Linked DNA regions of Homo sapiens: region 1 is linked to region 2. A link is a loop called in an ENCODE intact Hi-C map of the cell type or tissue named here. Cell type or tissue: mesothelial cell of epicardium. All regions are shown on one strand. Links, peaks and the distances in the headings refer to the core of each region. The heading gives the core; the rest is flanking DNA.

Region 1 (14,984 bases), core at 2,872-10,871, 120 kb after region 2:
GAGCTGGGCTGGGCTAGATTGGGCTGGGCTGGACTGGGCTGGGCTGGGCTGAGCTCGGCTGGGCCGGGCTGAGCTGGGCTGAGCTAGACTGGGCTGAGCTGGACTGGGCTGGGCTGGGCTGAGCTCGGCTGGGCCGGGCTGAGCTGGGCTGAGCTAGACTGGGCTGAGCTGGGCTGAGCTGGGCTGAGCTGGGCTGTGCTGAGCTGGGCTGAGCTGAGCTGGGCTGAGCTGGACTAGGCTGGGGTGAGCTAGGCTGGGCTAGGCTGGGCTGGGCTGAGCTGGGCTGGGCTGAGCTGGGCTAAACTGGACTGGGCTAGGCTGAGCTGAGCTGAGCTGAGCTGAGCTGGACTGGGCCGGGCTGGGCTGAGCTGAGCTGGGCTAGGCTGGGCTGGGCTGGGCTGACCTGATCTGAGCTGGACTGGGCTGAACTGGGTGAGCTTAGGTGGACTGAGCTGGTCTGGGCTGAGCTGAGCTGGGCTGAGCTGGGCTGGGCTGAGCTGAGCTGGGCTGAGCTGGGCTGGGCTGAGCTGGACTGAGCTATGCTGAGCTGAGCTGGGTTGCGTTGACCTGGGCTGAGCTGGGCTGGGCTGGGTTGGACTGGGCTGGGCTGAGCTGAGCTGAGCTGGGCTGGGCTGAGCTGAGCTGGGCTGGGTTGGACTGGGCTGGGCTGGGTTGGACTGGGCTGGGCTGAGCTGAGCTGTACTGAGCTGGACTGACCTGGGCTAAGCTGAGCTGGGCTGACCTGTACTGGGCTGGGCTAGACTGGGCTGAGCTGGACTGAGCTGAGCTAGACTGGGCTGAGCTGGGTGAGCTTAGGTGGACTGAGCTGGGCTGGGCTGGGCTGAGCTGAGCTGAGCTGGGCTGGGCTGGGCTGGGATGAGCTGTACTGAGCTGCCCTGGGGTGGGCTGGGCTGAGCTGGGCTGAGCTGGGCTGGGCTGGACTGAGCTGGACTGAGCTGGACTGGCCTGGGCTGGGCTGGGCTGGATGAGCTGAGGTGGCTGCTAATGTGGGAAGGAGGCCGTGGGTTGAGTGTGACTCCACCTGCAGAGCCCTGAGCCCAGCTGTGTTCTTAGGGGTTCTGAGGGCCACGCAGCTCTGTTGCACCATGATTCTGTCTTCTCTCTTGCCCACTGCCTGAAGGAAATTTGGAGTGGGCTGGGCCCAGAGCTCCCCTGGGTAACAGGCCCTGTCCTGGAGGGCCTGGCAGGGACATGGCTTAGCCTGTTGGCCTCTAGTCCCGAGACCTCATAGGCCACAGGGGTCCACTGTGGCTTGTTTGGGCCTGGGGTGGGGCTCATGGAGTGGTGGGTGTTGGACTGAGACTCTGACCAGGGACAGGGGGATGGGGTCACAGCCAAGCCACTCCACCCCTACCCCATGCACACAGCACTCAGAGCCCAGGCCCCCTCCTCAGAGCCCCCACCAAAATCCTCTCTAGGGGCAGGGGAAAGAGCAAGACATGTCCCCCACCCAGAGCAGGAACTGGGGTCAGGGAGCTCAGGGGACTCAGCCACTCCATGGCAGAGCCCTGTTTAATATAACTTGTGTCTGGGATGGCCTGGGTCAGAGGCCCTATCTAAGGAGCATGTTCAGAAACTGTGTCGCTGGGATGAGACAGCTGGGTCCAACCGCAGGCCCATGGTGCAGGAGCTGTGTAACCTTGGGGCTGTCACCAGGCCTCTCTGTGCTGGGTTCCTCCAGTGTAGAGGAGAGGCAGGTACAGCCTGTCCTCCTGGGGACATGGCATGAGGGCCGCGTCCTCACAGCGCATTCTGTGTTCCAGCATCCCCGACCAGCCCCAAGGTCTTCCCGCTGAGCCTCGACAGCACCCCCCAAGATGGGAACGTGGTCGTCGCATGCCTGGTCCAGGGCTTCTTCCCCCAGGAGCCACTCAGTGTGACCTGGAGCGAAAGCGGACAGAACGTGACCGCCAGAAACTTCCCACCTAGCCAGGATGCCTCCGGGGACCTGTACACCACGAGCAGCCAGCTGACCCTGCCGGCCACACAGTGCCCAGACGGCAAGTCCGTGACATGCCACGTGAAGCACTACACGAATTCCAGCCAGGATGTGACTGTGCCCTGCCGAGGTCAGAGGGCAGGCTGGGGAGTGGGGCGGGGCCACCCCGTCCTGCCCTGACACTGCGCCTGCACCCGTGTTCCCCACAGGGAGCCGCCCCTTCACTCACACCAGAGTGGACCGCGGGCCGAGCCCCAGGAGGTGGTGGTGGACAGGCCAGGAGGGGCGAGGCGGGGGCACGGGGAAGGGCGTTCTGACCAGCTCAGGCCATCTCTCCACTCCAGTTCCCCCACCTCCCCCATGCTGCCACCCCCGACTGTCGCTGCACCGACCGGCCCTCGAGGACCTGCTCTTAGGTTCAGAAGCGAACCTCACGTGCACACTGACCGGCCTGAGAGATGCCTCTGGTGCCACCTTCACCTGGACGCCCTCAAGTGGGAAGAGCGCTGTTCAAGGACCACCTGAGCGTGACCTCTGTGGCTGCTACAGCGTGTCCAGTGTCCTGCCTGGCTGTGCCCAGCCATGGAACCATGGGGAGACCTTCACCTGCACTGCTGCCCACCCCGAGTTGAAGACCCCACTAACCGCCAACATCACAAAATCCGGTGGGTCCAGACCCTGCTCGGGGCCCTGCTCAGTGCTCTGGTTTGCAAAGCATATTCCCGGCCTGCCTCCTCCCTCCCAATCCTGGGCTCCAGTGCTCATGCCAAGTACAGAGGGAAACTGAGGCAGGCTGAGGGGCCAGGACACAGCCCAGGGTGCCCACCAGAGCAGAGGGGCTCTCTCATCCCCTGCCCAGCCCCCTGACCTGGCTCTCTACCCTCCAGGAAACACATTCCGGCCCGAGGTCCACCTGCTGCCGCCGCCGTCGGAGGAGCTGGCCCTGAACGAGCTGGTGACGCTGACGTGCCTGGCACGTGGCTTCAGCCCCAAGGATGTGCTGGTTCGCTGGCTGCAGGGGTCACAGGAGCTGCCCCGCGAGAAGTACCTGACTTGGGCATCCCGGCAGGAGCCCAGCCAGGGCACCACCACCTACGCTGTAACCAGCATACTGCGCGTGGCAGCTGAGGACTGGAAGAAGGGGGAGACCTTCTCCTGCATGGTGGGCCACGAGGCCCTGCCGCTGGCCTTCACACAGAAGACCATCGACCGCATGGCGGGTAAACCCACCCACATCAATGTGTCTGTTGTCATGGCGGAGGCGGATGGCACCTGCTACTGAGCCGCCCGCCTGTCCCCACCCCTGAATAAACTCCATGCTCCCCCAAGCAGCCCCACGCTTCCATCCGGCGCCTGTCTGTCCATCCTCAGGGTCTCAGCACTTGGGAAAGGGCCAGGGCATGGACAGGGAAGAATACCCCCTGCCCTGAGCCTCGGGGGGCCCCTGGCACCCCCATGAGACTTTCCACCCTGGTGTGAGTGTGAGTTGTGAGTGTGAGAGTGTGTGGTGCAGGAGGCCTCGCTGGTGTGAGATCTTAGGTCTGCCAAGGCAGGCACAGCCCAGGATGGGTTCTGAGAGACGCACATGCCCCGGACAGTTCTGAGTGAGCAGTGGCATGGCCGTTTGTCCCTGAGAGAGCCGCCTCTGGCTGTAGCTGGGAGGGAATAGGGAGGGTAAAAGGAGCAGGCTAGCCAAGAAAGGCGCAGGTAGTGGCAGGAGTGGCGAGGGAGTGAGGGGCTGGACTCCAGGGCCCCACTGGGAGGACAAGCTCCAGGAGGGCCCCACCACCCTAGTGGGTGGGCCTCAGGACGTCCCACTGACGCATGCAGGAAGGGGCACCTCCCCTTAACCACACTGCTCTGTACGGGGCACGTGGGCACACATGCACACTCACACTCACATATACGCCTGAGCCCTGCAGGAGTGGAACGTTCACAGCCCAGACCCAGTTCCAGAAAAGCCAGGGGAGTCCCCTCCCAAGCCCCCAAGCTCAGCCTGCTCCCCCAGGCCCCTCTGGCTTCCCTGTGTTTCCACTGTGCACAGCTCAGGGACCAACTCCACAGACCCCTCCCAGGCAGCCCCTGCTCCCTGCCTGGCCAAGTCTCCCATCCCTTCCTAAGCCCAACTAGGACCCAAAGCATAGACAGGGAGGGGCCGCGTGGGGTGGCATCAGAAGCAGGCCAGTGAGACAGGGCCTGCCCAGGGCCCTCTGCATGCCTCTGGCTTCTGCCTGGGGCTCCCAGGAGTGAAAGAACAGTCCCACAACCACTGTGGGGACACCTGGCACCCAGACTCCCACAAGGGGGCAGTGAGGCCCCTGCTCGTGCCTTAGACATCTTCCGGGCCTCCCCAGGGGCCCCCGCCTTCTGGCTGCCTCCCTCTGCTCTCAGGGCCAAGGTGAGGTGGAGGCCACTGTCACCCCTGAGGGTCCAGTCACCAGAGGGTAATTGAGAGCAACAGGTCACTTGGGGAAGCCCTGCCACAGAGAAGCCCTCCAGCCCATGGGACCCAGGACCTGGCCTGGGGAGGGGCTTTTAAAGAGAGGGGGAAAGAGAGAGAATCAACAGATGAGGGGCTGAACCAGCAGACAGAGATCAGGCAGACACATGGGTAGATCCTAGGACATATAATGAATGGATGGGTGGATGGAGGGTGGGTAGATGAAGGATGGATGGGTGGTAAAATGGATGGGTGGGTAAATGGCTGGATGGAGGATGGACGGATGGATATGTGATGGATGGATGGATGAAGGATGGGTGGATGGAGGATGGATGAGTGGATGAAGGATGGAAGATGGATGGACTGATGGATGGATGATGGATGGATGGATGATGGATGGGTGGGTAGGCGGATGGAGGATGGAAGGGTGGATGGAGGATGGAAGATAGATGGAGGGGTGAATGGAGGATGGGTGGATGGAGGGAGGATTGAGGATAGATGGGTGGGTGGGTGGGTAGATCTATGGAGGCTAGGTGTATGGAAGATAATTGGATGGAGAATTGCTTTATGAATGGATGAATGAAGAGATGGAAAATAGCTTTATAGATGGATGGATGGATGGATGGATGGATAGATGGAAGAAGGATGAATGGATGGAAAATAGCTTTATAGATATATGGGTGGATATTTAAGTGATAGCCTTACATTAATAGATGAATGGACGATGAATGGATGGGTGAGTGGGTAGGAGTGTTACTGATGGAGGGGTGGATATACGGATAATAGCTTTATAGATGGATGGATGGATAGATGGACGGAAGGATAGAAAGACAGGTGAATGACTGGATGTATCAGCATATGACAAGCAGGTACAGCTGTACATGGGAGGTCTATGCCCTGAGACCCTGAGGAAAATGAGGATGCCCGTGCTGGTGGCCCTCACCTGGCCCTCGCTTGTAACCCCTCAGCCACATTCCCTGGGAAGGCAACAGAGGCCTCTGGTCTTGCCCATTCAACCTTTGGCACACTGAGTGTCAGACCCAGGTCTCTGTCTTGGACCCAGATCTCCTTGAGGGTGGGTGTGTCTGGTCCTCTCTGGCCCCGGGACCCAGTCACTGAATACGTGGCTGGGACTGAGACGGGGTGGGGTGGGAGGGGCGGGAGGGTACCTCGGGCTCAAGCTTCCCTTGGAGAAGCAGATGGTGTCCACTTTCTGCCCTGCCAAGTCTCTCCCTGAAGTGCCCTAAGAATGTCAAAGACAGAAGGTCCCAGCCCCTCACCTGGGACCCTGCCTCCTCATCCTCCCTGGGGGAGTCTCAGGCCTTAGATGGGGACCCAGACCCCACTGTCCCCAGACCCCAAGGAAGCATAGCCGCTGTTCACACGAGTCTGGGAGTCTGGGCCTGGCAGGCTCTTGCTGTGTTGCAGATTGGCAGATGCCGCCTCCCTATGTGGTGCTGGACTTGCCGCAGGAGACCCTGGAGGAGGAGACCCCCGGCGCCAACCTGTGGCCCACCACCATCACCTTCCTCACCCTCTTCCTGCTGAGCCTGTTCTATAGCACAGCACTGACCGTGACCAGCGTCCGGGGCCCATCTGGCAAGAGGGAGGGCCCCCAGTACTGAGCGGGAGCCGGCAAGGCACAGGTGGGAGCCCAGGAGGGGGATGAGCCCACAGTAGATGGGGTGGGCTGCAGTGATTGGCTAAGAGGAGAGCACCACCTGCTCCCACTGTGGGGGGACGTGCTCTCCTGGGGGCCCTTCACAGACACTGAGGACACGCGCAGGCCCAGGGTCAGGGCTGAGCTTCCCTCCAGTGCAGTAACGAGGATTCCGTCCAGGCTCCCATGAGCCAGGCCAGGGCTGAGACAGAGGGCGTTGGCAAGGATGCTGCTCCTTCAGGCTGTGACCCCTCTGTCTTTGCAGGGAGGAAGTGTGGAGGAACCTCTTGGAGAAGCCAGCTATGCTTGCCAGAACTCAGCCCTTTCAGACATCACCGACCCGCCCTTACTCACGTGGCTTCCAGGTGCAATAAAGTGGCCCCAAGGAAAATGTTCACAGACTCTGAATGAGGAGACGGGGGTCAGGGAAAGGGTGGTGGCTTTAGACTGGAGAACGCCTGCTTCAAAGTCCCCCTGGGTGTCATGGTGGTCATGGTGGGCATGGACAGAGGGTACCCCTGGTCCCAAAATCAAGAAATGACCTGATCTTGAATGAGGCTGAGGCCCAAGGATGAATGCTGGATTCACCAGAGACCATGGCAAAGAAGCCTGCTCCTAAGAACTACATGGGATCCCTATTCCTCATAACCTAGACAGCCCTGGTCCTCCTCACTGGGTCCTCATCCTGATCACAGGGCCCTGGTCCTGACCAGTGGGCCCGTTTACCGATCACTGAGCTCTGGTCCTACTACTTGGTCCCTGTTCCTGATCACTTAATTCTAGCCTTGATCACTGAGCCTTAGTCCTGATCACTGAGTCCTACTCCTGTTTTTTGCCCTGGACCTCGTCACTCAGCCCTGGTCCTTGTCACTCAGCCCTGGACCTCATCACTCAGCCCTGGTCCTGGTCACTCAGCCCTGGTCCTCGTCACTCAGCCCTGGACCTCGTCACTCAGCCCTGGTCCTCGTCACTCAGCCCTGGACCTCGTCACTCAGCCCTGGACCTCATCACTCAGCCCTGGACCTCCTCACTCAGCCCTGGTCCTCATCACTCAGCCCTGGACCTGATCACTCAGCCCTGGTCCTGGTCACTCAGCCCTGTTCCTGATCACTGAGCCCTGGTCCTGATCACTGAATGCTGGTCCTGATCACTGAGCCCTGTTCCTGATCACTAACCCCTGTTCCTGATCACTGAGCCCTGGTCCTGATCACTGAGCCCTGGTCCTGATTACTGAGCCCTGGACCCAGTCACTGGCCCCTGTTCCTGATCACTGGGCCCTGGTCCTGATCACTGAGCCCTGTTCCTGATCACTGAGCCCTGGACCCAATCGCTGGGCCCTGGTCCTGATCACTGGGCCCTGGTCCTGATTACTGAGCCCTGGTCCTGATCGCTGGGCCCTGTTCCTGACCGCTGAGCCCTGGACCAGATCATGGATCCCTGTTCCTGATCACTGATCCCCGGTTCTTTTCTTATACATATTCATTTTGAAATCTGATTCCTTTTCTGAGCATGTATCAGTCTGACTAGACACTGAGTCCTGTCTGATTTCTGAGCCTTGGCCCTCATGAGTAAGTGACCTGCAGTGGTGGAGGGAGGCCTCCAGGGGAGCCGAGACCCTCTCAGTGCATGTACTCACTGGTAGATGAAGAAATGACCCCAATGACTTGCTCCATTTTTCCAGGCTCAGAGGGGTGTGTAGGCCCCAGGAGGACTTGGTGGGGAGAGGACCAGCCCAGGCCCTGTGAGCTACACCCAGCCCCAGCCCCTAAGGGGTCGCCAGGTCTCGACTTAGCACTGGGGAGGGGGTACAGTACAGGAGTGGGGACAGGAAGGTCGGGGGAGGCCATGCTGTTTGTATTCTCTTGCTTTTCTCTCTCTCCTGAAGCCTCTTGTACCCCATCACCTGCAGAAATATCCAAAATAGCCCTGTGGGGCGGCTGAGTCATTGTGAACACAGCCCAGGCCAGGTGTTCCAGCCAGAGAACTGCTGTTCTGAGAAACATGCCCCAAAACCGAGACCTGGCCAGGTGTGCCTGGGGCCTGAGCGAGGGGCTGCAGCCACAGGGAGGCCCAGCCCCAACCAGCCCGGGGTCAGCTAGGGCTTTCCAGGTCCAGGGTTAGGCAGAGGTCAGCCAGGGTCAGCCAGGATCAGCCAGGGTCAGCCAGGGTCATCTGGGGTCAGCCAGGGCCAGCCAGGGTCAGCCAGGGTCATCTGGGTTCCGCCAGGGTCAGCCAGGGCCATCTGGGGTCATCTGGGGTCAGCCAGGGTTCCGCCAGGGTCAGCACAGGCCATTGTCCCCCTGTCCGGGCTCTCTAGGCGGCAGGCCTCCTCCATGGGCAGCCCTCACGAGGGCTGTGCCCACCACACAGCAGACCCAGGGAAGCACCAGCACTGAGCATCTGGCAGTGACTGTGGTGGGCCTCACACCCTGCACGCACCTCCCTCAGCTCTCCCCAGGGCCCTTGGCCAGAGCCAGGACGCAGTGCCCAGCCCTGGGGCTTGAGCGGCTGCCCTGGCAGGCTGTGCCCAGCACAAGCACGGCCCACAGGACCACAGAAGGACCTGCACCCCACACCAGGGAAACAGGGGTTCTGGGAAGGGGACATTGGACCAGGGGCCCAGAGAGACACAGAGACATAGAGAGAGACAGGGACAGGGAGAGACAAGAGACACAGAGACATAGACAGAGACAAGGATGGGGAGAGATAAGAGACACAGAGACATAGAGACAGGGATGGGGAGAGAGATAAGAGATGAAGAGACATAGAGAGAGACAGGGATGGGGAGAGATAAGAGACACAGAGACATAGAGAGAGAGAGACAGGGATGGGGAGAGACAAGAGACATAGACAGAGAAAGACAAGGACAAGGAGAGATAAGAGACATAGAGACATAGAGAGACAGGGATGGGGAGAGAGATAAGAGATGAAGAGACATAGAGAGAGACAGGGATGGGGAGAGATAAGAGACACAGAGAGAGAGAGACAGGGATGGGGAGAGACACAGAGACATAGACAGAGAAAGACAAGGACAAGGAGAGATAAGAGACACAGAGACATAGAGAGACAGGGATGGGGAGAGATAAGAGACACAGAGACATAGAGAGAGACAGGGATGGAGAGAGACACAGAGACGTAGACAGAGAAAGACAAGGACAAGGAGAGATAAGAGACACAGAGACATAGAGAGACAGGGATGGGGAGAGATAAGAGACACAGAGACATAGAGAGAGACAGGGATGGGGAGAGACAAGAGACATAGAGACAGGGACAAAGACAGACACAGAGAGAGAGATGGGGATGGAGAGAGATAAGAGACAGGGACGGGGAGGGACAGAGACACAAGAGACAGAAAGAGAGAGATGAGATGAGATAGATAAGAAACAGAGACAGAGATGGGAGAAAAAGGGAGGAGATGGGAACAGGGAAAAAGAGACATGGAGACAGACATGCAGAGAGAACACAACAGAGGCAGAGAACACACAGGGAGAGAAAGAGGCAGCAAGATGGGCCCAGGAACTCAGGTGCAAGCCCCTCTCACACAGTCATACTCACAAACACACACCACGACTATTATACAACATTCACACACAAACACACAGAAACATACCCATGCTCACAGCCACACACTAAGTCACTGTCACATCCATACCCACACTCACACCCAAACACACATGGCCCAGGAGCAAATGGGGAGACCTCAGCCTGCAGCTGGGAGCGGCTGAGCGGGTGCTGGGCCAGAGTCGGGGCCTGTCTGTGGGTGGGGGGCACGGCAGCACGGGCCCACCTGCACCTACAAGGCCTGGCCCCCGAGGTCACTGGGCCACCACCCAGCCCTCGCCCTGTTCCCCGTCTGTGCTGGACGGGGCAGGCCTCTGAGCCTCCAGGAAACCTGCAGATCCACACAGGACCTGGAACATCGGGCTGGGGTGGGTAACAACATGGGAGAGGCGGGAGCAGGAGGTCCCAGGACCCTGCGCACTGCGACCCCAGCCCTGGGGGCTGAAGCCCAGGACAGCCTCAGGTCTCCCAGGAGGGACTGGACAGTGGGGGATGGTCAGAGAACAGGACAGCCAGCAGGGTGCAGCCCGAGGACAGGGATGGACGCTGGGAGGTCAACAGGACAGGGGCAGGAGCTGTGGAGTGGGCAAAGGTCCTGGAGGGCCTGGAGAACCTGTGGGTCCGTGTTTGTGGGAAGGAGGCCAGGAGCAGCCCAGAGTGGCCAGGCTGGCAGGGGTGAGGAGGTGGGGGCAGTGAGGTGAGGGTGACCGAGACAGTGAGGCCTCTGGCCAGGGAGGGGACCTTGGCTGGGCTCTGACTGAACCCAGGGCTCCTGGAGAAGGGGCCCCAGGCGGGGATGAGGATGTGGGCATCTGACTCCATCAACAATGGGGCTTCCAACACGCACAGCCTGGGCCTCGGAGACCTGGGCCCTGACCCGCCTCCCCCTGGCACTGGGCCGGGTGCCGTGTGTGGTCCCCAGTCCCCGCAGCACCTCCCCCACACTGGTCACGTTCCAGGGCCCCTCTGAAGCACCTGCTGTGAGGGGATGTGGGGAGGGGACAGGGACTTGGGCCTGAGCTGCCGGGTCGGGGGGGAGTCGGGGACCCAGGCTCAGCGTGTGGCTGCGGACCAGACAGATGGGGATGGAGGAGGACACGCCCTGTACCCACTGCCTGCCAAGGGGCTGGACCCACGCCCAGTCTAGGCCATGTCCCCCGAGGCCTGTGAACCTTCACTCTGAGCCACTAAAACATTCAGGAGCTTTGAAAGCAGCCCCCGTCCTTGTCACTATGCGATGACTCTGAGCATCACGCTGTCCCTGCTGGATCCACCCTCCAGCCCCAGCGAGGGAGGCTGGGCCCCGGGCAGCAGGTGGTGAGGGCAGCGGGCACAGCCACGCTACAGCACACACAGGGTCTCAGGGACGCGTCCACCACAGCCCGTGCACAGGCTCCTCACGGCACTGAGTTCACCCGGGGCGCGGGCCGTTTGTCCTCAGGAGTCCGGCTGTGCCCTCCGCCCCCAGCCCTGTCCTGCTGAGGCTGCAGCTGGGTCCCGGGGCACAGGGCGGCCCTGAGCACCTTGTCATGTTGGTCCCTGTCGGGTGGGCTGCTGGCTGTCTGTGGAGCTGGCAGAGCCGCGGTTCAGCCTTGGAGGCCGGTCCTGGGGCCCAGCAGCCGTGGGGAGCACTGCCCAGTCCCGTGCCCACAGGGAATCACCTGGGCTGAGGAAGGGCCCACACGCCGACGGGATCGGGGTCAGGCAGCGCACGCCTGGCACCGAGATCCCACGTCCCGAAGTGGGGACACGGCCCAGGGGCACTGTTCCGGGAGGGTCTCAAGATGGGGTCTCCTATTTCAATCTTCACTCCTTCTGCACCTGTTAGCTGGGAACCTTCTAGAAGGAGGGGTGTCCTCAATCATGGGGTGGTTGTGAGCTGAGCACAGATCATGCAGGAAGGTACATGGCTTCTCCTTCACCAGGAAAACAGTGCAGAGAGACAGAGACACAGAGACAGAGACAGAGTAACAGAGAAAGACAGACGAGAGAGAGACACAGAGACACAGACAGAGTAACAGAGAAAGAGAGACAGAGAGAGACAGAGACAGAGACAGAGTAACAGATAGAGTCACAGAGAGACAGAGAGAGAGACAGAGTAACAGAGAAAGACAGAGACAGAGACAGAGACAGAGTCACAGAGAGACAGAGACAGAGAGAGAAACAGAGACACAGAAAGAGACATGCAGACACAGAGACAGAGATGAGGAGTTACAGAGAGACAGAGAGATAGAGACAGAGATAGAGAGACAGAGACAGAGAGAAAGAAACAGATACAGAAAGAGACATTGACAGAGACAGAGAGAAAAACAAAGACACAGAGACAGACACACACAGAGACAGAAAAAGACAGAGATAAAGTTACAGAGAGACAGAGATACACAGAGACAGAGAGACAGATAAAGAGAGACAGAGATACAGACAGAGACAGAGAAAAACAGAGATAGAAACAGAGAGACAGAGATAAAGTTACAGAGAGAGAGAGCAAGACAGAGATAAAGAGAGACAGAGACAGAGTGAGAGAAACAGAAGCAGTAAGAGATAAAGAGAGTTACAGAGACAGAGATAGAGAGAGATCAAGAAAGAGAGACAGAGATAGAAAGATACACACAGAGAGATAGAGATACAGAGAGACAGAGATAGAGAGACATATAGAGAGACAGAGATAGAAAGATACACACAGAGAGACAGAGATACAAAGAGACAGATAGAGAGTCACTGTCACATTCATACCCACGCTCACACACTCACACTGAGCTTCCCTCAAGCCCTGTCACTTCCTATGGGGCCCACGGCATGTCCAAGCCTCTGGGCCACCAGCCTCATGGCTCACTGCTGTGTGCCCACCACACCCCGCCTCAGAGGTCCCCTCTGTGAGCTGGGCACGTGCCCTACACTCTGCTCATGGGTGGTCTGGGGAAACAGGGCCCACCCAAGGCCTGGCTCAGGAAAGGCCCCAAACACACATGGCCCAGCAGCAAACGGGCAGAGCTCAGCCTGCAGCTGGGAGCGGCGGAGCGGGTGCTGGGCCAGAGCCGGGGCCTGTCTGTGGGTGGGGGGCACGGCAGCACGGGCCCACCTGCACCCCCCAGGCCTGGCCCCCAAGGTCACTGGGCCACCACCCAGCCCTCGCCCTGTTCCCTGTCTGTGCTGACCGGGGCAGGGCTCTGAGCCTCGGGGAAACCCACAGACCCACATGGGATGGAGAGACAGAGATAGAGAGAGACAGGGAGAGACAGAGAGAGATAGAGAGACAGAGATAGAGACAGAGATACAGAGACACAGAGAAAGACAGAGAGAGATAGAGACAGAGAGATACAGAGAGACAGAGAAAGAGATAGAGAGACAGAGATAGAGACAGAAAGACAGAGATAGAGATAGAGATGAAAGACAGAGATACAGAGAGACAGAGAAAGACAGAGAGATAGACATGAGAGAGACAGAGATAGAGATACAGAGAGACAGAAAGAGAGATAGAGACAGAGCGATAGAGATAAGAGAAAGACAGAGACAAAGAGATACAGAGAGTGAGAGAGACAGAGAGAGAGATAAGAAGAGAGACTGAGATAGAGACAGAGAGACAGAGAAAGACAGAGTTAGAAAGGCAGAGAAAGACAGACAAAGAGAGATAGAGAGAGGAGAAGAGAAACAGAGACAGACAGCAACAGAAAGACAGAGAGGTATATACAGAGAGGAAGAGACAGAGACAGAGACAGACTCAGAAAGACAAAAAGAGACAGAGAAAGAAACAGGGAGAGAGAAAGACAGATATAAGGAGAGATAGAGAGAGGCAGAGCTACAGAGAGGAAGAGACACAGACAAACAGAGAGACATACAAAAACAGAGACACCAAATGACACAGACAGGCAGAGACAGACAGAGATGAAGAGACAGAGAGACAGAGACAGAGGCAGAGAGACAGAGAGACACACACAGGAAGAGACAGATGAGAGAGACAGATATAGACAGAGATACAGAAAGAGACAGAGAGAGACATACACAGGGACACGAACAGACAGACAGAGATACAGAGGCAGAGAGACAGAGATATAGACAGAGACATGGAAAGACAGAGAAGAGAGAGACACACACACAGGGACACAAAGAGGCTGAGATATAGACAGAGATACAGAAAGAGAAGCAGAGAGACAGAGAGAGACACACACAGGGACACGAAGAGACAGACAGAGAGACAGAGGCAAAGAAAGGGACACAGCAAAGGGACAGGCACAGAGGGAGGGATAGACGGGAAGAGAGACGGAGGGATAGAGACAGACACGGGGGAGAGATGGATGGAGAAAGGAGGCACAGACGGAGACACACAGAAAGAGAGAGAGGCCAAGACAGGCAAGATGGCGGGACAAAGCCCAGCAGACGGGCTTGACAGAGATGAGTCAGAGACACCGACAATGGGACAGAGACAGAGATTCGGGCAGGGAGATACCTTCAGAGAGGCAGAGAGACAGGGAGACAGAAGGGTGGCCAGAGACAGGGACAGCGGGAAAGATGGAGCTGGAGGCTCAGATGGAGACGGGTGTGACAGAGCTGGGAGCAGGGAGGCCACAGCCCACGCAGTCCGGGTGCTGCACCCACCACGGCCCCCAGGCCCGGAGACCCAGCCCCCATCACCATGTAACCTCAGGCCATGTCCCTGGCCCTGCTGAGCCTCAGTGTTCTCTCTGTACAGTGGGGACCACCAGGCCATGAGGGTGGGGGAGGTGCGGGCCTGCACCAGACAGGCCTTGTACCAATCGGGCTGCCTGTGCCCAGGCCACCAGGGCCACCTCCGCTCAGCCTCCTTGGGGCTTCTGGGGTGGGGGTTGGCTGGGGGCCCTGCCAGCGTTGGCTCCCCTGCCCTTCCTGCCAACCTGGGGGCTGCCCCTGGGTCCTGGTCCCAAAGATGGCAACAAGTTCAGAACCACTGAATTCAATAAAGTTGACGTTTGCAGGGTGGTCCCAGTGTCAGTAACCCAAGTGGGCCTGTCCTGGGGGAGGGGGCGGGTGTCCCCGAATCTGGAGGCCTGAGCCAGCCTGGCCACGCTGTGGTGGGGGGGTGTCCCCGAATCTGGAGGCCTGAGCCAGCCTGGCCACGCTGTTGGGGGGGGGGGTGTCCCTGAATCTGGAGGCCTGAGCCAGCCTGGCCACGCTGGGGGAGGGGGCGGGGGGTGTCCCCGAATCTGGAGGCCTGGGCCAGCCTGGCCACACTGGGTGGGTGGCGGCTGCAGCTGCAGGTGGAGAATCGTGCAAGCTATTTCTGGAAACAGCCTCAGAGGGCAAGAAACATGTTTTCGGTGTGGAACAAACAACCATTTGCATGTGCCCTGAGGGCCAAGTCTGCCCAGAATGAGTCACTCAAGGAGAAA
Region 2 (14,984 bases), core at 2,630-10,629:
CTGGATTGTCAAGGATTTCGAGGTGAGGGAAACCTGGATTGTCAAGGATTTCGAGATGAGGGAACCCTGGATTGTCAAGGATTTCGAGGTGAGGGCACCCTGGATTGTCAAGGATTTCGAGGTGAGGGCACCCTGGATTGTCAAGGATTTCGAGGTGAGGGAACCCTGGATTGTCAAGGATTTCGAGGTGAGGGAACCCTGGATTGTCAAGGATTTCGAGGTGAGGGCACCCTGGATTGTCAAGGATTTCGAGGTGAGGGCACCCTGGATTGTCAAGGATTTCGAGGTGAGGGAACCCTGGATTGTCAAGGATTTCGAGGTGAGGGCACCCTGGATTGTCAAGGATTTCAAGGTGAGGGCGCCCTGGATTGTCAAGGATTTCAAGGTGAAGGACACCCTGGATTATCGAGGGGGCTAGGTCCAAGGACAAGTGTCCTAGCTGGAGACAGACGAGGAGACACAGGGATGGGGAGAGGCAGAGGCAGACAGGGGTGGTGCTATGGTCTGAGGGTCTGTGTCTGCCCGAAACTCCTGTGTGACAGCCGTCATCCCAGAGTGAGAGCATGCAGAGCTGGGGCCTCAGGGAGGTGGTTAGGGCCTGAGGGGGAACCCTCAAAAATGTGATTCGGTCCCTAATCTCACTAGAGACCCTAAAGAAAAGGGACCCCAGAGAGCAGCCCTGCCCTCTTTCCACCACGTGAGGACGCAGTGAAAAGATGGGGGTCTGTGAACCAGGAATCGACCCTTCCTGGAACTTGACCCTGCTGCCATCCTGACCTTGAACTTCCAGCTTCGAGAACCGTGAGAAATGAATGTTGCTGCTGAACCCACCAGTCTATGGTATTTTTGTTATTGCAGCCAGAAATGACTAAGATGCAGCAGCCACGTCCCCCTGGCGAGGGCCGGGGGCATCCCAAGGTTCATAACAAAAGCTCCAGAGCTTCCCTGAACCGCCAGGTGTGTCTTCCCAGGACCCTGGGGCAGCCCCAGGCTACCTCCCTCCTCCTCTGACCCCACCTGCCCTGATCCGGCCTCACTGTCACTCCCTGGATTTCACCCGACAGCCTCCGCCGGGGTGGCCCGGCCCCATGGCCAGGGCATCTTCCATTCACGCCCACGCTTTCCAGGACTCCGCTGCAGCAGCTCCTCTGTGAAGCGCCTCTGGCCTCCCATTGCCGGTGCCACCCGAGCCCCCAGACATAGCTGGCCTCCCCCGACTCCAGGGCCAGCATCGCTGGCGGGATCTCTCCAACGCAACGGCCAGCTCTCTGGTGACCCACAGTAGGAGTGCCACCTGGGCAGCGCTGGACAGGGTAGAGCAGGCACCTTGGCCACCCTGACCCGCAGGGCTGCAGGCTAGGAGACGGGGTGCCCCCATGCCCCCACCCTGGGCTGCAGTCTGGGGCCCCCAGCGGCCCATGGGGCAGACCGAGGGAGGCCAGGCCGGAGTGGCTCCAACCCAGCAGCGCAAGACTCACTCTCCCCAGCCTGATGCCCGCCCTGTGGCCCCAAGGCCCCCTCAACGGGAGTCCACTCACAGGCACCCTTCCCCTGCGGGTGGTCGGGGACCCTCTCTGGCCCTGTGTCTCCCCTTTGCCATCTCTGTCTCGGGGTCTCTGAGCCTCTAACTGTGTCTGTTCCTGTTTCCCTGCATCGTGGCCCCCACCCCGCCCTGTGGAGCCATGTGGAGCCATGAGGCTCCACGGCCGGTGGGGTCACAGAGCCCTGGCCACACACACCTGGCCCCACCACAGCCAGACCACAGGCCAGACATGACGTGGAGCCGCGCGGCCGTGTCTGCTGGGGCAGGAAGTGGGCGAGTGACCCTGTCTGTAGGCCAGACGTACGGGCATGCAGGCCCTCCCCTCCAGCCCCTCAGCATCCAGCCACATCTGTGGACACAGCCAGCGAGGCAGAGCAGGGCTCTGCTAAGGACAGACGGCCATCAAGGCAGGGCCTGGGCCGGGCCAGGGCTCCCTCCCCACAGCAGCCCTCTTGGCAGGCAGCCAGACGCCCGTGAGGGTGGACCTGCCATGAGGGCCTGCACGCCGGAGGCCGCCCACTCAGCACTGCGGGCCCTCCAGCAGCCTGACCAGGTGGGTCTTGGAGGTCTCCAGGCCTCCGTCTCCTCCTCTGCACATTGAGGAGTCCAGCCAGGCTGGTCCTGGCCCCTTCTGGAAGCAAAAGGTGGAGAACAGGCACCAAGACAAGAGGGAAGGACAAAAGAGGTCACCACAGGGACTCCGGAACCACAGGGCAGGGCTTCCTAACCAGGCAGGAAGGATCTGGGCACTGGGGGCTGAGCCAGGCTGGCCAGGCCTAACCAGGGATGACCCGGCCCTTCCTGGGATACAAGGTGAACAGGTTTCATGGCTGAGCTGAGGCCTAGGCTGAGCCGAGCCAGAGGGCAAAGAAGATGACGTGGAGCCAGCTGATACACGTCCATGTGGGCTGCCCTGAGCTGCCCTGGGCTGGGCTGGGCTGAGCAAGGCTAGGCTGAACTGGGCTGAGCTGAACTGGTCTGGGCTGAGCTGGGCTGAGCTAGGCTGGGCTGAGCTGGGCTGGGCTGAGCTAGTCTGGGCTGAGCTGGACTGGGCTGGGCTGAGCTGGACTGGGCTGGGCTGAGCTGGACTGGGCTGGGCTGAGCTGGGCTGAGCTAGGCTGGGCTGAGCTAGTCTGGGCTGAGCTGGACTGGGCTGGGCTGAGCTGGGCTGGGCTGGGCTTGGACGAGCTGGGCTGGGCTGGGTTGAGCTGAGCTGAGCTGAGCTGGGCTGAGCTGGGCTGGGCTGGGCTGGGCTGGGCTGAGCTGGGCTGAGCTGGGCTGGGCTAAGCTGGACTGGGCTGGGCTGAGCTGGACTGGGCTGGGCTGAGCTAGACTTGGCTGAGCTGGGCTGGGCTGGGCTGGGCTGAGCTGGGCTAAGCTGGACTGGGCTGAGCTGTGCTGGGCTGAGCTGGGCTAAGCTGGACTGGGCTGTGCTGTGCTGAGCTGGGCTGGGCTGAGCTGAGCTGGGCTGGGCTGAGCTGAGCTGGGCTGGACTGGGCTGGGATGAGCTGGACTGGGCTGGGATGAGCTGGGCTGGGCTGGGCTGAGCTGGGCTGAGCTGGGCTGGGCTGAGCTGAGCTGAGCTGGGCTGGGCTGGGATGAGCTGGGCTGGGCTGGGCTGGGCTGGGCTGGGCTGGGCTGGGTTGGGCTGAGCTAGACTGGGCTGAGCTGAGCTGGGCTGAGCTGGACTGGGCCGGGCTGAGCTGGGCCGGGCCGGATTGGGCCGGGCCGGGCCGGACTGGGCCGGGCCGAGCCGGGCCGGGCCGGGCTGAGCGGGTCTGAGCTGGGCTGAGCTGAGCTGGGCTGAGCTAGACCAGGCTCGGGTGAGCTAGGCCAGGCTGGGCTGGGCTGGGCTGGGCTGGGCTGAGCTGTGCTGGGCTGGGCTGGGCTGGGCTGAGCTGTGCTGGGCTGGGCTGGGACAAGCTGGGCTGGGCTGGGCTGGGACGAGCTGGGCTGGGCTGGGCTGGGATGAGCTGGGCTGGGCTGAGCTGAGCTAGGGTGGGCTGAGCTGAGCTGGGTTGAGCTAGACCAGGCTGGGGTGAGCTAGGCTGGGCTGGGCTGGGCCGGGTTGGGCTGGGCCGGGCTGGGCCGGGATGGGATGGGCTGGGCTGGGCTGGGCTGGGCTGGGCTGGGACGGGCTGGGCTGGGCTGGGCTGGGACGAGCTGGGCTGGCCTGGGTTGAGCTGAGCTGAGCTGAGCTGAGCTGGGCTGGCCTGAGCTGGGCTGGGCTAGGCTGGGCTGGGCTGGGCTGGGCTTGGACGAGCTGGGCTGCCCTGGGTTGAGCTGAGCTGAGCTGAGCTGGGCTGGGGTGAGCTGGGCTGGGCTGGGTTGGGCTGAGCTAGACTGGGCTGGGCTGGGCTGGGCTGAGCTGGGCTAAGCTGGACTGGGCTGGGCTGGGTTGGGCTGAACTGGGCTGGGCTGAGTTGGGCTGAGCTGGGCTGAGCTGAGTTGGGCTGAGCTGGGCTGAGCTGAGTTGGGCTGGGCTGAGCTGGGCTAAGCTGGACCTGGCTGGGGTGAGCTAGGCTGGGCTGCGCTGAGCTGGGCTGGGCTGGGCTGGGCTGAGCTGGGCTGGGCTGAGCTGAGCTGGGCTGACCTGGGCTGGGCTGACCTGGGCTGGGCTAAGCTGGACTGATCTGGGCTAGGCTGGGCTGGGCTGACCTAAGCTGAGCCAGACTGGGCTGAGCTGGGTGAGCTTAGGTGGATTGAGCTGGACTGGGCTGAGCTGAGCTGGGCTGAGCTGGACTGGGCTAGGCTGAGCTGAGCTTGGTTGGGTTGACCTGGGCTGAGCTGAGCTGAATTGGGTTGACCTGGGCTGAGCTGGGTTCGGCTGGGCTAGGCTGACCTGGGCTGGGCTGAGCTGAGCTAGGCTTGGATGAGCTGAGCTGGGCTGGGTTGGACTGCGCTGGGCTGGGTTGGACTGGTCTGGGCTGACCTGAGCTGTACTGAGCTGGTCTGACCTGTGCTGAGCTGGGCTGGGCTAGGCTGAGCTGGGCTGACCTGTGTTGGGCTGGGCTGGGCTAAGCTGGGCTAGGCTGGGCTGAGCTGGACGGAGCTGACCTGGGTGAGCTTAAGTGGACTGAGCTGAGCTGGACTGACCTGGGCTAAGCTAAGCTGGGCTGACCTGTGCTGGGCTGGGCTGGACTAGGCTGGGCTGAGCTGGACTGAGCTGAGCTAGACTGAGCTGAGCTGGGTGAGCTTAGGTGGACTGAGCTGGGCTGGGCTGAGCTGAGCTGGACTGGGCTGGGCCGAACTGAGCTAGACTGGGCTGAGCTGGGCTGAGCTGGGGTGGGCTGAGCTAGGCTGAGCTGGGGTGGGCTGAGCTGGGCTGAGCTAGGCTGAGCTGAGCTGGGTTTGGTTGACATGGACTGAGCTGTGTTGAGCTGGGCTAGGCTAAGCTAGGCTGGGCGGAGCTGAGCTGGGTTGGGCTGAGCTGAACTGGGCTGGACTGGGCTGGACTGGGCTGGGCTGGGCTGGGCTGGGCTGAGCTGAGCTGAGCTGTACTGAGCTGGCCTGGGCCAGGCTGAGCTGGGCTGGGCTGAGCTGTACTAAGCTGGCCTGGGCTGGGCTGAGCTGTACTGAGCTGGCCTGGGCTGGGTTGACCTGGGCTGAGCTGGACTAAGCTGGGCTGACCTGGGCTGGGATGGGATGGGCTAGGATGACTTGGGCTGGACTGGGCGGGACTGAGCTGGACTGGCCTGGGCTGAGCTGGGCTGGGCTGGACTGAGCTGGACTGGCCTGGGCTGGGCTGGGCGGGATGGGCTGAGGTGGCTGCTAATGTGGGAAAGAGGCCGTGGGTTGAGTGTGATTCCACCTGCAGAGCCCTGAGCCCAGCTGTGTTCTTAGGGGTTCTGAGGGCCACGCAGCTCTGTTGCACCATGATTCTGTCTTCTCTCTTGCCCACTGCCTGAAGGAAATTTGGAGTGGGCTGGGCCCAGAGCTCCCCTGTATAGCAGGCCCTGTCCTGGAGGGCCTGGCAGGGACATGGCTTAGCCTGTTGGCCTCTAGTCCCGAGACCTCATAGGCCACAGGGGTCCACTGTGGCTTGTTTGGGCCTGGGGTGGGGCTCATGGAGTGGTGGGTGTTGGACTGAGACTCTGACCAGGGACAGGGGGATGGGGTCACAGCCAAGCCACTCCACCCCTACCCCATGCACACAGCACTCAGAGCCCAGACCCTCTCCTAAGAGCCCCCACCAAAATCCTCTCTAGGGGCAGGGGATAGAGCAAGACATGTCCCCCACCCAGAGCAGGGGCTGCGGTCAGGGAGCTCAGGGGACTCAGCCACTCCATGGCAGAGCCCTGTTTAATACAACTTGTGTCTGGGATGGCCTGAATCAGAGACCCTATCTAAGGAGCATGTTCAGAAACCATGTTGCTGGGATCAGACAGCAGGGTCCAACTGCAGGCCTGTGGTGCAGGAGCTGTGTGACCATGGGGCTGTCACCAGGCCTCTCTGTGCTGGGTTCCTCCAGTATAGAGGAGAGGCAGTATAGAGGAGAGGGCCGCGTCCTCACAGTGCATTCTGTGTTCCAGCATCCCCGACCAGCCCCAAGGTCTTCCCGCTGAGCCTCTGCAGCACCCAGCCAGATGGGAACGTGGTCATCGCCTGCCTGGTCCAGGGCTTCTTCCCCCAGGAGCCACTCAGTGTGACCTGGAGCGAAAGCGGACAGGGCGTGACCGCCAGAAACTTCCCACCCAGCCAGGATGCCTCCGGGGACCTGTACACCACGAGCAGCCAGCTGACCCTGCCGGCCACACAGTGCCTAGCCGGCAAGTCCGTGACATGCCACGTGAAGCACTACACGAATCCCAGCCAGGATGTGACTGTGCCCTGCCCAGGTCAGAGGGCAGGCTGGGGAGTGGGGCGGGGCCACCCCGTCGTGCCCTGACACTGCGCCTGCACCCGTGTTCCCCACAGGGAGCCGCCCCTTCACTCACACCAGAGTGGACCGCGGGCCGAGCCCCAGGAGGTGGTGGTGGACAGGCCAGGAGGGGCGAGGCGGGGGCATGGGGAAGTATGTGCTGACCAGCTCAGGCCATCTCTCCACTCCAGTTCCCTCAACTCCACCTACCCCATCTCCCTCAACTCCACCTACCCCATCTCCCTCATGCTGCCACCCCCGACTGTCACTGCACCGACCGGCCCTCGAGGACCTGCTCTTAGGTTCAGAAGCGAACCTCACGTGCACACTGACCGGCCTGAGAGATGCCTCAGGTGTCACCTTCACCTGGACGCCCTCAAGTGGGAAGAGCGCTGTTCAAGGACCACCTGAGCGTGACCTCTGTGGCTGCTACAGCGTGTCCAGTGTCCTGCCGGGCTGTGCCGAGCCATGGAACCATGGGAAGACCTTCACTTGCACTGCTGCCTACCCCGAGTCCAAGACCCCGCTAACCGCCACCCTCTCAAAATCCGGTGGGTCCAGACCCTGCTCGGGGCCCTGCTCAGTGCTCTGGTTTGCAAAGCATATTCCTGGCCTGCCTCCTCCCTCCCAATCCTGGGCTCCAGTGCTCATGCCAAGTACAGAGGGAAACTGAGGCAGGCTGAGGGGCCAGGACACAGCCCAGGGTGCCCACCAGAGCAGAGGGGCTCTCTCATCCCCTGCCCAGCCCCCTGACCTGGCTCTCTACCCTCCAGGAAACACATTCCGGCCCGAGGTCCACCTGCTGCCGCCGCCGTCGGAGGAGCTGGCCCTGAACGAGCTGGTGACGCTGACGTGCCTGGCACGCGGCTTCAGCCCCAAGGATGTGCTGGTTCGCTGGCTGCAGGGGTCACAGGAGCTGCCCCGCGAGAAGTACCTGACTTGGGCATCCCGGCAGGAGCCCAGCCAGGGCACCACCACCTTCGCTGTGACCAGCATACTGCGCGTGGCAGCCGAGGACTGGAAGAAGGGGGACACCTTCTCCTGCATGGTGGGCCACGAGGCCCTGCCGCTGGCCTTCACACAGAAGACCATCGACCGCTTGGCGGGTAAACCCACCCATGTCAATGTGTCTGTTGTCATGGCGGAGGTGGACGGCACCTGCTACTGAGCCGCCCGCCTGTCCCCACCCCTGAATAAACTCCATGCTCCCCCAAGCAGCCCCACGCTTCCATCCGGCGCCTGTCTGTCCATCCTCAGGGTCTCAGCACTTGGGAAAGGGCCAGGGCATGGACAGGGAAGAATACCCCCTGCCCTCAGCCTCGGGGGGCCCCTGGCACCCCCCTGAGCCTTTCCACCCTGGTGTGAGTGTGAGTTGTGAGTGTGAGAGTGTGTGGTGCAGGAGGCCTCGCTGGTGTGAGATCTTAGGTCTGCCAAGGCAGGCACAGCCCAGGATGGGTTCTGAGAGATGCACATGCCCCGGACAGTTCTGAGTGAGCAGTGGCATGGCCGTTTGTCCCTGAGAGAGCCGCCTCTGGCTGTAGCTGGGAGGGAATAGGGAGGGTAAAAGGAGCAGGCTAGCCAAGAAAGGCGCAGGTAGTGGCAGGAGCGGCGAGGGAGTGAGGGGCTGGACTCCAGGGCCCCACTGGGAGGACAAGCTCCAGGAGGGCCCCACCACCCTAGTGGGTGGGCCTCAGGACGTCCCACTGACGCATGCAGGAAGGGGCACCTCCCCTTAACCACACTGCTCTGTACGGGGCACGTGGGCACAGGTGCACACTCACACTCACATATACGCCTGAGCCCTGCAGGAGCGGAACGTTCACAGCCCAGACCCAGTTCCAGAAAAGCCAGGGGAGTCCCCTCCCAAGCCCCCAAGCTCAGCCTGCTCCCCTAGGCCCCTCTGGCTTCCCTGTGTTTCCACTGTGCACAGATCAGGCACCAACTCCACAGACCCCTCCCAGGCAGCCCCTGCTCCCTGCCTGGCCAAGTCTCCCATCCCTTCCTAAGCCCAACTAGGACCCAAAGCATAGACAGGGAGGGGCCACGTGGGGTGGCATCAGAAGCAGGCCAGTGAGACAGGGCCTGCCCAGGGCCCTCTGCATGCCTCTGGCTTCTGCCTGGGGCTCCCAGGAGTGTAAGAACAGTCCCACAACCACTGTGGGGACACCTGGCACCCAGACTCCCACAAGGGGGCAGTGGGGCCCCTGCTCGTGCCTTAGACATCTTCCGGGCCTCCCCAGGGCCCCCCGCCTTCTGGCTGCCTCCCTCTGCTCTCAGGGCCAAGGTGAGGTGGAGGCCACTGTCACCCCTGAGGGTCCAGTCACCAGAGGGTAATTGAGAGCAACAGGTCACTCGGGGAAGCCCTGCCACAGAGAAGCCCTCCAGCCCATGGGACCCAGGACCTGGCCCAGGGGAGGGGCTTTTAAAGAGAGGGGGAAAGAGGGAGAATCAACAGATGAGGGGCTGAACCAGCAGACAGAGATCAGGCAGACACATGGGTAGATCCTAGGACATATAATGAATGGATGGGTGGATGGAGGATTGGTAGACGGAGGATGGATGGGTGGGTAAATGGCTGGATGGAGGATGGACAGATGGATATATGATGGATGGATGAAGGACGGGTGGATGGAGGATGGATGAGTGGATGAATGAAGGATGGAAGATGGATGGATGGATGGGTGGATGGACTGATGGATGATGGATGGATGGATGGATGGATGATGGATGGATGGGTAGGCGGATGGAGGATGGAAGGGTGGATGGAGGATGGAAGATAGATGGAGGGGTGAATGGAGGATGGGTGGACTGACGGAGGATTGAGGATACTGGGGTGGGTGGGTGGGTAGATCTATGGAGGATAGGTGTATGGAAGATAATTGGATGGAGAATTGCTTTATGAATGGATGAATGAAGAGATGGAAAATAGCTTTATAGATGGATGGGTGAATGGATGGATGGATAGATGGAAGAAGGATGAATGGATGGAAAATAGCTTTATAGATATATGGGTGGATATTTAAGTGATAGCCTTACATTAATAGATGAATGGAGGATGAATGGTTGGGTGAGTGGGTAGGAGTGTTACTGATGGAGGGGTGGATATACGGATAATAGCTTTATAGATGGATGGATGGATAGATGGATGGAAGGATAGAAAGACAGGTGAATGACTGGATGTATCAGCATATGACAAGCAGGTACAGCTGTACATGGGAGGTCTATGCCCTGAGACCCTGAGGAAAATGAGGATGCCCGTGCTGGTGGCCCTCACCTGGCCCTCGCTTGTAACCCCTCAGCCACATTCCCTGGGAAGGCAACAGAGGCCTCTGGTCTTGCCCATTCAACCTTTGGCACACTGAGTGTCAGACCCAGGTCTCTGTCTTGGACCCAGATCTCCTTGAGGGTGGGTGTGTCTGGTCCTCTCTGGCCCCGGGACCCAGTCACTGAATACGTGGCTGGGACTGAGACGGGGTGGGGTGGGAGGGGCGGGAGGGTACCTCGGGCTCAAGCTTCCCTTGGAGAAGCAGATGGTGTCCACTTTCTGCCCTGCCAAGTCTCTCCCTGAAGTGCCCTAAGAATGTCAAAGACAGAAGGTCCCAGCCCCTCACCTGGGACTCTGCCTCCTCATCCTCCCTGGGGGAGTCTCAGGCCTTAGATGGGGACCCAGACCCCACTGTCCCCAGACCCCAAGGAAGCATAGCCGCTGTTCACACGAGTCTGGGCCTGGCAGGCTCTTGCTGTGTTGCAGATTGGCAGATGCCGCCTCCCTATGTGGTGCTGGACTTGCCGCAGGAGACCCTGGAGGAGGAGACCCCCGGCGCCAACCTGTGGCCCACCACCATCACCTTCCTCACCCTCTTCCTGCTGAGCCTGTTCTATAGCACAGCACTGACCGTGACCAGCGTCCGGGGCCCATCTGGCAACAGGGAGGGCCCCCAGTACTGAGCAGGAGCCGGCAAGGCACAGGTGGGAGCCCAGGAGGGGGATGAGCCCACAGTAGATGAGGTGGGCTGCAGTGCTTGGCTAAGAGGAGAGCACCACCTGCTCCCACTGTGGGGGGACGTGCTCTCCTGGGGGGCCCTTCACAGACACTGAGGACACGCGCAGGCCCAGGGTCAGGGCTGAGCTTCCCTCCAGTGCAGTAACGAGGATTCCGTCCAGGCTCCCATGAGCCAGGCCAGGGCTGAGACAGAGGGCGTTGGCAAGGATGCTGCTCCTTCAGGCTGTGACCCCTCTGTCTTTGCAGGGAGGAAGTGTGGAGGAACCTCTTGGAGAAGCCAGCTATGCTTGCCAGAACTCAGCCCTTTCAGACATCACCGACCCGCCCTTACTCACATGCCTTCCAGGTGCAATAAAGTGGCCCCAAGGAAAATGTTCACAGACTCTGAATGAGGAGACGGGGGTCAGGGAAAGGGTGGTGGCTTTAGACTGGAGAACGCCTGCTTCAAAGTCCCCCTGGGTGTCATGGTGGTCATGGTGGGCATGGACAGAGGGTACCCCTGGTCCCAAAATCAAGAAATGACCTGATCTTGAATGAGGCTGAGGCCCAAGGATGAATGCTGGATTCACCAGAGACCATGGCAAAGAAGCCTGCTCCTAAGAACTACATGGGATCCCTGTTCCTCATAACCTAGACAGCCCTGGTCCTCCTCACTGGGTCCTCATCCTGATCACAGGGCCCTGGTCCTGACCAGTGGGCCCGTTTACCGATCACTGAGCTCTGGTCCTACTACTTGGTCCCTGTTCCTGATCACTTAATTCTAGCCTTGATCACTGAGCCTTAGTCCTGATCACTGAGTCCTACTCCTGTTTTTGGCCCTGGACCTCATCACTCAGCCCTGGTCCTCATCACTCAGCCCCGGTCCTGGTCACTCAGCCCTGGTCCTCGTCACTGAGCCCTGGACCTCCTCACTCAGCCCTGGACCTCCTCACTCAGCCCTGGACCTCCTCACTCAGCCCTGGTCCTCATCACTCAGCCCTGGACCTCATCACTCAGCCCTGGTCCTCATCACTCAGCCCTGGACCTCCTCACTCAGCCCTGGACCTCATCACTCAGCCCTGGTCCTGGTCACTCAGCCCTGGACCTCGTCACTCAGCCCTGGACCTCGTCACTCAGCCCTGGACCTCGTCACTCAGCCCTGGTCCTCATCACTCAGCCCTGGACCTCATCACTCAGCCCTGGACCTCCTCACTCAGCCCTGGACCTCATCACTCAGCCCTGGACCTCCTCACTTAGCCCTGGACCTCGTCACTCAGCCCTGGTCCTGGTCACTCAGCCCTGGTCCTCATCACTCAGCCCTGGACCTCATCACTCAGCCCTGGTCCTCATCACTCAGCCCTGGTCCTGATCACCCAGCCCTGGTCCTGATCACTCAGTCCTGGTCCAGATCACACAGCCCTGGTCCTGATCACTCCATCCTAGTCCTCATCACTCAGCCCTGGTCCTGATCACCCAGCCCTGGTCCTGATCACTCAGTCCTGGTCCAGATCACTCAGCCCTGGTCCTGATCACTCAGCTCTGGTCCTGATTATTAGATCCTGATGCTAGTCACTGGGCACTGGGCACTGGGCCCTGATCCTAATCACTGAACCCTGCTCCTGATCAATGAACCCTGGCCCTGATCAAAGGGCTTTGCTCCTGATCACTGGGCCCTGGTCATGCTGTGTTCTGGTCCTTACCCCTGAACTCTGGTCCTGATTACTGAGTCTTGGTCCTGATCCCTGAGTCCTAGACTTGATCACTCAATTCCAGTCCTCATCAGTGGGCCCTGGTCGTGATCACTGAGCCCTGATCTGGATCACTAGGCTCTGGTCCTAACTCAGTCCTGGTCTGGATCGCTGAGTCTTGATCCTGATCACTGGGCCATGTTCTGGATCAATGAGCCCTGGCCCTGATCACTGGGCCCTGGTCCTGCTAACTATGCTCTGGTCCTGACCACTGAGCCCTTGTCCCAGTCAACAGTCAATAACTGAGCTCTGGTCCTAGTCAATAGTCAATCACTGAGCCCTGGTCCTGATCACTGGGTCCTGGTCCTGATCACTGGGTCCTGTTCTTATCCCTGAATCTTGGTCCTGATCACTGAGCCCTGGCCCTCATCACTGGGTCTTGTTCCTAATCACTGGGCTCTGGTTCTGACCAATGGCCCCTGGTTCTGGTCCCTGACTCCTGGTCCTGATCAATGGGCTCTGCTCTTGACTTCTGAGTCCTGGTGCTGATCATCCAGTCCTGGTCCTGATCACTGGGCCCTGATTCTAATCACTCAGACCTCCTTTTGATCACTGAACCCTAGTATTTATCACTGAGCCCTGATCCTGATCGTTGGGCCCTATTTCTGGTAACTGAGCTCTGATCCTGACCACTGACCTCTGTTCCTAATCACTGAGCCCTGGACCAGATCACTGGCCCCTGGTCCTGATCACTGGCCCCTGGACCTGATCACTGACCCTTGTTCCCGATTGCTGAGCCCTGGACCTGATCACTGAGCCCTGTTCCTGATCACTAACCCCTATTCCTGATCACTGAGCCCTGGTCCTGATTACTGAGCCCTGGACCCAGTCAATGACCCCTGTTCCTGATCACTGAGCCCTGGACCAAATCACTGAGCCCTGGACCAGATCACTGGGCCCTGGTCTTGATCACTGGGCCCTGGTCCTGATTACTGAGCCCTGATCCTGATCACTGGGCCCTGTTCCTGACCACTGAGCCCTGGACCAGACCGCGGATCCCTGTTCCTGATCACTGATCTCTGGTTCTTTAATTATGCATATTCATTTTGAAATCTGATTCCTTTTCTGAGCATGTATCAGTCTGACTAGACACTGAGTCCTGTCTGATTTCTGAGCCTTGGCCCTCATGAGTAAGTGACCTGCAGTGGTGGAGGGAGGCCTCCAGGGGAGCCGAGACCCTCTCAGTGCATGTACTCACTGGTAGATGAAGAAATGACCCCAATGACTTGCTCCATTTTTCCAGGCTCAGAGGGGTGTGTAGGCCCCAGGAGGACTTGGTGGCGAGAAGACCAGCCCAGGCCCTGTGAGCTACACCCAGCCCCAGCCCCTAAGGGGTCGCCAGGTCTCGACTTAGCACTGGGGAGGGGGTACAGTACAGGAGTGGGGACAGGAAGGTGAGGGGAGGCCATGCCGTTTGTATTCTCTTGCTTTTCTCTCTCTCCTGAAGCCTCTTGAATAGACCTGCAGAAATACCCAAAATAGCCCTGTGGGGTGGCTGAGTCATTGTGAACACAGCCCAGGTCAGGTGTTCCAGCCAGAGAACTGCTGTTCTGAGAAACATGCCCCAAAACCGAGACCTGGCCAGGTGTGCCTGGGGCCTGAGCGAGGGGCTGCAGCCACAGGTAGGCCCAGCCCCAACCAGCCCAGGGTCAGCTAGGGCTTTCCAGGTCCAGGGTTAGGCAGAGGTCAGCCAGGGTCAACCATGGTCTATCTGAGGGGAGAGACAAGAGACACAGAGACATAGAGAGAGAGAGAGACAGGGATGGGGAGAGACAAGAGAGACAGGAAAGGAGAGACAAAGACAGACACAGAGAGAGAGATGGGGATGGAGAGAGATAAGAGACAGGGACAGGGAGGGACAGAGGCGAGGCCAGTGACAGAGACAGAGTTACAAGAGACAGAAAGAGAGAGAGATGAGATGAGAGAGATAAGAAGAAACGGAGACAGAGATGGGAGAAAAAGAGAGGAGATGGGAACAGGGAAAAAGAGACATGGAGACAGACATGCAGAGAGAACACAACAGAGGCAGAGAACACACAGGGAGAGAAAGAGGCAGCAAGATGGGCCCAGGAACTCAGCTGCAAGCCCCTCTCACACAGTCACTCTCACAAACACACACCACGACTATTATACAACATTCACACACAAACACACAGAAACATACCCACGCTCACAGCCACACACTAAGTCACTGTCACATCCATACCCACACTCACACCCAAACACACATGGCCCAGGAGCAAATGGGGAGACCTCAGCCTGCAGCTGGGAGCGGCCGAGCGGGCGCTGGGCCAGAGTCGGGGCCTGTCTGTGGGTGGGGGGCACGGCAGCACGGGCCCACCTGCACCTACAAGGCCTGGCCCCCGAGGTCACTGGGCCACCACCCAGCCCTCGCCCTGTTCCCCGTCTGTGCTGGCCGGGGCAGGACTCTGAGCCTCCAGGAAACCTGCAGATCCACACAGGACCCGGAACATCGGGCTGGGGTGGGTAACAACATGGGAGAGGCGGGAGCAGGAGGTCCCAGGACCCTGCGCACTGCGACCCCAGCCCTGGGGGCTGAAGCCCAGGACAGCCTCAGGTCTCCCAGGAGGGACTGGACAGTGGGGGATGGTCAGAGAACAGGAGAGCCAGCAGGGTGCAGCCCGAGGACAGGGATGGACGCTGGGAGGTCAACAGGACAGGGGCAGGGGCCGTGGAGTGGGCGAAGGTCCTGGAGGGCCTAGAGAACCTGTGGGTCCGTGTTTGTGGGAAGGAGGCCAGGAGCAGCCCAGAGTGGCCAGGCTGGCAGGGGTGAGGAGGTGGGGGCAGTGAGGTGAGGGTGACCGAGCCAGTGAGGCCTCTGGCCAGGGA

What was found. A loop is a pair of places that touch in the nucleus more often than their neighbours do. Peaks named below come from ENCODE experiments on the same cell type or tissue, not always from the same donor. Only the 100,000 strongest peaks of a DNase experiment are listed, where the experiment ranks them.
Region 1: a loop joins it to region 2, with 8 times the contacts of the local background. A loop is called at or near these places in 63 of 110 quality-filtered maps.

Annotation. Positions count from the first base shown.
Region 1 is chr14:105,575,195-105,590,178 of GRCh38, reverse strand. It overlaps IGH and IGHA2. Among named protein-coding and RNA genes, the nearest start is that of MIR8071-1, 38 kb to the left of the region's middle. In mesothelial cell of epicardium, for the core only: no CTCF peak of the experiment used is centred there; a DNase peak (open chromatin) is centred at 7,268.
Region 2 is chr14:105,699,756-105,714,739 of GRCh38, reverse strand. It overlaps IGH and IGHA1. Among named protein-coding and RNA genes, the nearest start is that of MIR8071-2, 67 kb to the right of the region's middle. RefSeq lists an enhancer at 13,476-13,797. In mesothelial cell of epicardium, for the core only: no CTCF peak of the experiment used is centred there; DNase peaks (open chromatin) are centred at 4,949, 6,249, 7,499, 7,999 and 3 weaker places.